Linked DNA regions of Homo sapiens: all the other regions are linked to region 1. Evidence: chromatin contacts called from ENCODE Hi-C or POLR2A ChIA-PET data. All regions are on one chromosome and are shown on one strand. Each heading gives the region's core, a stretch centred on a gene start or an enhancer-like site at or near the end of the contact. The rest is flanking DNA. Distances are from core to core; before and after follow the strand shown. Region 1 holds the start of ANXA2R-OT1 (ANXA2R overlapping transcript 1). Region 2 holds the start of PAIP1 (poly(A) binding protein interacting protein 1). Region 3 holds the start of CCDC152 (coiled-coil domain containing 152).

The links. A loop is a pair of places that touch in the nucleus more often than their neighbours do. ChIA-PET counts read pairs that join two places held with the same protein, here RNA polymerase II (POLR2A). Pooled maps may share reads with other maps.
Region 2: a map of CD8-positive, alpha-beta T cell shows a loop between it and region 1 (23-fold over the local background). The contact joins the promoter of PAIP1 here to the promoter of ANXA2R-OT1 in region 1. A Hi-C loop is called at or near these places in 7 of 168 maps with a recorded cell type or tissue (B cell, CD4-positive, alpha-beta memory T cell, CD8-positive, alpha-beta T cell and 3 more), 8 of 37 single-sample maps with no recorded cell type and 20 of 50 pooled maps. POLR2A ChIA-PET finds 5 or more read pairs at or near these places in 2 of 52 experiments (PC-9 and activated naive CD4-positive, alpha-beta T cell).
Region 3: a loop to region 1 is called in a pooled map, with 4 times the contacts of the local background. The contact joins the promoter of CCDC152 here to the promoter of ANXA2R-OT1 in region 1. A Hi-C loop is called at or near these places in 1 of 37 single-sample maps with no recorded cell type and 3 of 50 pooled maps. POLR2A ChIA-PET finds 5 or more read pairs at or near these places in 2 of 52 experiments (OCI-LY7 and PC-9).

What each region holds. Positions count from the first base shown.
Region 1 is chr5:43,066,161-43,068,701 of GRCh38, reverse strand. ANXA2R-OT1 (ANXA2R overlapping transcript 1) reads left to right here and starts at 1,263. Exons shown (of 3, transcript NR_104651.1): 1 at 1,263-1,404; 2 at 1,545-1,615. It overlaps LOC100132356 (a long non-coding RNA gene), which reads left to right and starts at 1,731. Exons shown (of 1, transcript NR_034127.1): 1 at 1,731-2,541. LOC100506639 (a long non-coding RNA gene) reads right to left here and starts at 1,679. Exons shown (of 3, transcript NR_102752.1): 1 at 916-1,679; 2 at 485-732. RefSeq lists an enhancer at 1,652-2,051.
Region 2 is chr5:43,555,810-43,558,350 of GRCh38, reverse strand. It overlaps PAIP1 (poly(A) binding protein interacting protein 1), which reads left to right and starts at 1,274. Exons shown (of 11, transcript NM_006451.5): 1 at 1,274-1,769; 2 at 2,352-2,521. The coding sequence starts at 1,505. RefSeq lists a silencer at 979-1,838.
Region 3 is chr5:42,755,557-42,758,097 of GRCh38, reverse strand. It overlaps CCDC152 (coiled-coil domain containing 152), which reads right to left and starts at 1,280. Exons shown (of 9, transcript NM_001134848.2): 1 at 1,213-1,280. RefSeq lists enhancers at 224-723, 724-1,225.

The DNA of each region.
Region 1 (2,541 bases), core at 14-2,513:
GAATATACAGTTGCCGACTTGCCCTTTCTCTGACCACCCCACACAAACACCATATTGGAATCAGACAGAATCTGAATGCCGGAACTAGAATGCCTCCTCCTTTAGGGAAGTAAGCTCCATAACTCCTGTCCACATTCCTAACCTGGAAGAGTGACCCCTTCCCTCCAGAGGTGCTGATCCCACCATTTTTGCTAAAATAGGAAGCTAGGGTGGAAACGGAGAGAGGAATGGTGGGTGAGATATTTTGTTTTTTCAAAGGCTCTGCACAGTATCTTCAATTAGATAAAGTGGCTGTAACTTTTCTTCTATTGACACTGCCCTCTTTCCTTTATTCTACTGCCTGCAAAAGAAGGCAACTGAAGAAGCCTCAAGTACCAGGGCAGGTTTTGGCTAGCTGAAGAAAGGGTAAGGTATAGGGGGGAAGACTGGAGGTGACCATCTTGGGAGTGGGTGAGAAGTGAGAGCCCAAAATGGGTCTTCTTACCTCTCTGGTACATTCTGTGCTCTTCTCTGGTCTGACATCCGCCCAGGTTCATCCAGAAAAAGATGGAAATGATTTGAACAGGATAAGCTAGGGTGAGGATTAGACACGATGAGTTCAGCTGGAGACACTCATGGTAGAGTCTGGAGGTCTCTTTGGGGGATCACTTCCAAAAGTGCAGATTTTTAGAAAAACGAGAAAGGTTCTGGAAAGGGATGTTTTCCTTCTGCTCAATGGCAGTTTCAGGTTTCCTGTAAGAAAGGAGTTTGTAGCGTCAGTATATTTGACAAATGTGGGAGAGGGAAGATTCAAGAGCTTGAAATTGCATTGCACTTCCCAAAGATGGAGAAGACATCAGGGATGAATTTCAAAGGTGATAGAAATCGGGAACTGCCCTTTGAGGATTTCAAGGGGAGAGGGAGCAAAGGCCTCACCATCAATCCACACGTCCTGTGCTAGAGTCTTGCGATTCTTATTTCCCCTACCCTCCTGCAACGATTATTCCCATATATCAAGGCCATCTGACAGAGTTAACCATCAGAATTAAATAGCAGTTCCCACAGAGTTCCATCCCCTGGAGAGGTACCTAGCTGCCGGGGCAGGCCTGAAGCCTCGGTCAGGAGGCATTGAGTCTTTCACTCTCCACGGAGGTCTTGGACTGAGAACTTCAAGTTCCAAAGGGATGAGGTGTCGGCTTCGCCCTTAGGAGCCTGGAGGGCTCTGACCAAGGAGAAGGGCGGAGCCCAGCCACTGGAAGGTTTGTTTCTTGCAGTGGAAGACGGTTGGCGACCCGGATGGCTTTTGTTACCAGGGCCAGCCCAATCCGCCCGATTCTCGGTCCCTATACTGCCTCCTTTTCCCATGCGCATCGCAAGGGATCGGTTGATGGGGCCCTCAGTATGACTTCGCTAGGAAAAATAAAGGTCTTCTTAGGCGGGAGGGGACTGATTTGAGGACGGAGGGTGGGAGTAGTGCCAGCAGCACTTTGTCGTAGTGGCACTGGGTGGGCAGTTATCAGTTGCAGTCCGCTCGTTTCTCAGTGCCCACGGTTTCTCACTGACAGTGCAGCTCGTTTCTCAGAGCCGGCGGATGTTCATGGGCAGCACCATCGAGCCAGAAGCAGTATTTGTCCTGGTAAGTCATTTCTCAACTGCCGAAGTGTACTAGGTTCCAGTCCCGCTGGTTTCTCGAATCTGCTAGTCCCACACGAGCACCAATAGGTAAACCCAGCCGGCAGTTTCCGGCTAGCACTTTCGCTATTTGAAGACATTAGGAAGTTATGTGGTGGCTCCGTACCCTCCTTTCTCCATCCGAGGCCGGGGTCCTAAAGTCGGTGTCACGGTGGCAGCACCCAGCGTTTTGTTGGCTCTTTCGCCAGCAGCGCCGAGCGGGGGGTTTTCTGTCACAGCACTTGTTGCACCGAATTTCTCGGTCGCAGAACCTCTCTTTTCCGAGGGTCGACATTTTCTGCGTGACAACACCGTTGGTTCCGCCAAAATGGATGTTGTCCTTGGGAACTCCTCCGGCTGGCGTCACTCTTAGGGTCCCAGCACCGCCATTTCGCCAAGCCGAGTTCTCTTGGTCGCGGCACATCTTGTTCCTCGGTGCCTCCATTTTCTCGGTGGCGGCAGCGCTCTGGTAGCCGATCTGAGGGATTTGGAATCGCAGCCAGTTGCGCAGAGTCTGGGGTTCCCGGGCGACGCCGGCGCTGGGCGGGGGAGCCCGCCGCTCCTCCGAGCCAGAGGCAGAGGAGCTGCGCGGACGCCGTCTCTTCACAGCGCCGCGAGCGCCGACGCACGGGTTCCTGCTCGGCCTCCTGAACCCAGTCCCCCGGCGGCGCCGCTGGCGTCTCTATCGCAGGCCCCTGCGGTTTCGCCCGTCGTTGGCTTCTTGGTCCTAGCAAGTTTCGATTTCGCGGTGCCCGCTATTTCTACCTCTTGTCCAAATAACTAGCCAAAATGTGATTTCTCAGCCTAAGCAAGTCCCGATTTAGGGCATCGGTCTAGCCCTGGCTGCGATTTCTTGGTCCTAGGAAGTCACTGTTTAGCTGTAGCAAGGCA
Region 2 (2,541 bases), core at 25-2,524, 490 kb before region 1:
CGCAGTAGCCACTAGCCACATGTGGCTCTTGAGCCCTTGAAATGTGCCAATCCCGACTAAGATGTGCCATAAGTGTAAAATATACACTGGATTTCAACTAGTATCTAAAAAACAGAGAAAATATTTAATATTTTAAATCGCATGTTAAAAAACCATTTTGAACATAATGGATTAAATAAATTTAAATTAATTTCACCTGGTTTTTGTTTTGTTTTGTTTTGTTTTTTGAGACAGAGTTTGGCTCTTGTTGCCCAGGCTGGAGTGCAACGGTACGATCTCGGCTCACTGCAACCTCTGCCTCCTGCGTTCAAGCGATTCTCCTGCCTCAGCCTCCAGAATAGCTAGGATTACAGGCATGTGCCACCACGCCCGGCTAACTTTGTATTTTTAGTAGAGACGGGGTTTCTCCATGTTGGTCTGGCTGGTCTCGAACTCCCGACCTCAGGTGATCCGCCCCCCTCGGCCTCCCAAAGTGCTGGGATTACAGGCGTGAGCCACTGCGCCTGGCCACACCTGTTTCTTTTCACTCATTTAATGTGGCTTCTCCAAAATGTAAAATTACATAAGTGGCTTGCATTTGTGGCTCGCATTATATTTTCATTGGACAGCACTGATGCAAGATGAAAAAGAGGGCAGAGTTACACTGAAAGGTAGCACATTTTCTTGAAATTTCTGGAGGGGAAGGTTAACGGGAAGAGAACGAAGCTTGTTAAACGTAGGTGTGACCTACTGTGGTAAACACCTAGGGTGAATTAAAGAGGGGACACATATTTTGATTCCGTTTCTACTCCCTTCCCCCGATGCTAACGGAGCAGGTGACAGTCTCCCAGGGACCACTCCTCAGCAGTCCGCGGGTCTCGGCCGGAGCCGAGTCATTGAACACACCTGTGCGCCAGCGAACCCTGGCGCAGGGTCCACGCCCCCTCCCCCCGTGTTTTTATTTCCCGGGCGTCAACTGTCGGTCTCGCACGTCTCTCCTGAGAACTACCGAGTAGGTCGGGCCTGCCTGTGGTAAGCGTCCCCCTCACCCCTCATCCCTCATCCCCCCCAGCCTGGCCCCGGAACCGAGATGCCCCTGCCCGAGCCTGGCTGCGGGCCGGCAGGTGGCCAAGACGCCACTCGGCGGGCGGCCTGCTGGGCCCGGCGGCCGGCCAGCCGCGAACTGGAGGATCCTCGCGGGCGCGTCCCGGGCCTCCGGGCCGCAGGGGGCCGCTGTGACCCGCCTGCGCCCCTGCCGCGCCGAAGGCGGGGAGCCGGGTTTTGGGGGAGAACTGGAAAGCCGAGGGTAGCCGAGCGGGGCGGGCGCTCTGGAGCGGCGGGTGCTCGGGCTGCCGTCCGCTCCGCCAGAAGCACCGAGCAGCCGAGCCGGGGCCCGCCGCCCTCCTCCTCCATGAGGCCCGAGTGAGGCGCGGCGGCTATAGCCGACCCGCGGCGCCTTCCCCCCGCGTCCTATCGCGAGCGCAGCGGCAGCGGCCCCTGGAGGAGGAGGCGGAGGAGGAGGAGCATGTCGGACGGTTTCGATCGGGCCCCAGGTGCTGGTCGGGGCCGGAGCCGGGGCCTGGGCCGCGGAGGGGGCGGGCCTGAGGGCGGCGGTTTCCCGAACGGAGCGGGGCCTGCTGAGCGGGCGCGGCACCAGCCGCCGCAACCCAAAGCCCCGGGCTTCCTGCAGCCACCGCCGCTGCGCCAGCCCAGGACGACCCCGCCGCCAGGGGCCCAGTGCGAGGTCCCCGCCAGCCCCCAGCGGCCTTCCCGGCCCGGGGCGCTCCCAGGTACGGAGCAGCTCTAAGGGCCCCAGTCCTCCTTGGCGAACGCTTCCCCACGGCCCTCCACGCGTGCCGAGGCCCGACGCGCTGTCTGCGGTCCCCACCCCCGGTTCCCCGAAAGCATTCCCCGAGAGGGCCGCGTGACCGGGTAGGGACGGGCCCGGAACCGGGTTTGGAAGGTGTCTGCTGGAATCCTTTGTGCGCCTGGCTGGGGGGAGGGGCCGGGTGCGCGGTCTCGGAGTTCGGGGTCCCGGGAGGAAGTAAAAATCGCCTCCCCTCAGCAGCCCTCTAAAGCGAGACCCTAGCGAGTAACCACCTCTTTTCCACCGACCCCTTTAAAACGACAGAGAGGAAAAAAGCTCGCAAGCACTCATTTGAGAGGCAGGTATGCCCATAACGGAGTCACAGCAAGTCTATTGTTCCTTTTTGTAGGCTGTCTGTACACATTCCGGCGATAACCATAAATTTCATGATGGTTCCTGTTTAACTCTTAAAAACAGACGCTTTTCAGATGGTTTTTCAGTATATAGCAAGTTGCTGTACAAAGGAAAGAATGCATCTGACGCCCCGTTTTTTTTTCTTTTGCAGAGCAAACGAGGCCCCTGAGAGCTCCACCTAGTTCACAGGATAAAATCCCACAGCAGAACTCGGAGTCAGCAATGGCTAAGCCCCAGGTGGTTGTAGCTCCTGTATTAATGTCTAAGCTGTCTGTGAATGCCCCTGAATTTTACCCTTCAGGTTATTCTTCCAGTTACACAGTAAGTACACCCTTTTTCCT
Region 3 (2,541 bases), core at 31-2,530, 310 kb after region 1:
ATGCAAGCACAACTACATATAAAATCCCTTAAATAGTTAAAACTTGATCCTTACAGCAGAAAAATATTTGTTAATAGCCTCCCATGATACAGTAAAATTCCTTTTGGAGTAAAATTAAAAATAATTGCTGTTTGATAGTACTGTTATTCTTTAATAGTGCTACATAGTAATCTGAAGTAGTTAATGGAAACTCCCTCCACCCCCACCTTTTTTTTTTGGTACCTAACCTTTTAAATAAAAAAGGTTTTACTAGGGTTTTGTCTCAGAATCTGGCTCTTGAAATAAATGCATTTAAATTTGAGCTTGATTTTCTCTCAACTCCTTCCCCCAAAGAAGACCCTGTTATTTCCTTGTAAAACCATCACTAATATTCCATTTGCTATCGTTGCATGATATCCCTTTTGCCATAATGGCAGAGCCAGGCAATTCATTTCTAGGTATCTTCATTGCCTGCTCTTCTGATTTCTTAGGTCAAGATCCTTTCAGTGAATATGGTCTTGCCCTGTGAAATTCGGTGTCAAGCTGGTGATTCAGTGCTTGTCAAATTCCTTAGTGAGCCGCAGAGACTGATTTGTGACCTTCAAGGCTCAGCTTCAACCGTCCCCACAGGCAAGTGAAAGTCCCATTTCCTTCTTTGTCTTCTTGCCTGCTGGCTTCAACCATCCCCACAGGAGCGTGACAGTTCCGTTTCCTTTTGGGTCCTCCTGTCTGCTGGCTTGAGTCCCGGGGCTCGTCCTCTCCCCTACCCCACACAGTTGGTCCTTCGCCGCTCGCCTGCCCCACGCTCTGGTCCCTCCTCTTTCCTCCTCACCTCCCCTCAAGAATTCACTCTCAGTCCTGAAGCCTGGGTCCCCTGGCTCCCTCTCCGTCATCCTAGTGTCCTTAGGGACCTAGCAGAAATAAAGGATGGGGGCCGAGGACCCGCGGATGTGAGAGAAGTGCCTGAGACAAAAACCTGTATGGACCCAGAGCACTGTAAGGAGATAAGAAGAAAAGCATCTCTATGGAAAAAGCGGGAGTTTCGAATCGCTTTCTAGCGTCCTTAGCGGCCTAGCAAAAATAAAGGATGGGGGCCGAGGACCCGCGGATGTGAGAGAGGTGTCTGAAAAGAAAAGCCTGTAATGGACCCAGAGCACTGTAATGAAATATGAAGAAAGGAATCTCTATGGAGAAAGCGGGAATTTCGAACCGTCAATAGAATTTGGAGTGTACCTGCTGTTGCTCCTAGTTCCCCACAGTCTCCCTTTCCGCTGCCTCTGGGGCCTGGTACACCCCTGAATGCTGTCCCCTCCTCCGGAAGCCGAATCCCCCAACAATGGGCCCGCCTTTCTCTGGGCCCGCCCTGTGCGCTATGCTGGAGCTCCTACCACCAGCAGTTCTTACCAACTTGGCCCAGCTCCGCTCAGCATCTGCGGCTGCTTAGGTATTTTCATGTGGTTTCCAGAACATGAATCAACACCGGATCAATAATTGTTTCCCCAACCAAAGAATAAATCACATTGGGTGTTCTGAATTGTGAGTCAGCTCCATTGAATAAATAATTATCCATATCTATTTTTGTAACTTATAAAATTGCCTTTTAAAATTCCAGAGCCAGTTAATAGATATGGTTTCCCATCTACAGAGTTATATCTTGGTAGCTTAATGATTAAGGGCGTGGGCTCTTGCGTGGATTCAAACCCCAACTCTTCTCTTTTTCCGTGGGTGATAGTGGGTAAGTTCTTAATTTCATGCACCTAAGCATCTTCATCTGTATAAGAGATTAATTATAATGCCTGCCTCTGCCGGGCGCTGTGGCTCACGCCTGTAATCCCAGCACTTTGGGAGGCCGAGGGGGGTGGATCACCTGAGGTCAGGAGTTGGAGACCAGCCTGGCCAACATGGTGAAACCCCGTCTCTACTAAAAATACAAAAATTAGCCAGGCGTGGTGGCGGGCTCCTGTAATCTTACCTACTTGGGAGGCTGAGGCAGGAGAATTGCTGGAACCCGGGAGGCGGAGGTTGCAGTGAGCGGAGATCGCACCATTGCATTCCAGCCGAGACCCGCAGCAGCAAGACTCAGTCAAAAAAAAAAAAAAGAAGCCTGCCTCTTAGGACGGTTGTGATGATTAAATGAAGTGATGCATTTATAAGGTGCTTAATGGAGATCCTTGCTTAAAGTAAGTGTTCAGAAATGTTAATTATTAGAATTTTTGAATGTTGTTCAGTAATAGTTTGAAAGCGAATCCACTGCCAACTTTGCTCATCTGCTTTTTTTTTTTTTTCTGAGTGGGAGATGGGAGGTTTATTTTTGTTAATGTGATTTTTCGATAGACTCCAAAATTTGGCAAGTGAAAAAATATAAACAGTAATATGATAACCCATACTTTACTAGTTGAAAGGTAGTGTGGCATAATGGCAAGAAAATTAGGTTAAAGTGGAAAATGGGGGTTGTAGTCTTCACTCTGCTGCTCAAATAAGCTTTCCCTAACATTAGTAGCAACACATAGAAATATTGAAAATGACCTGCTGAATTGCGGGTTCTACCCAATTAGCAAATAT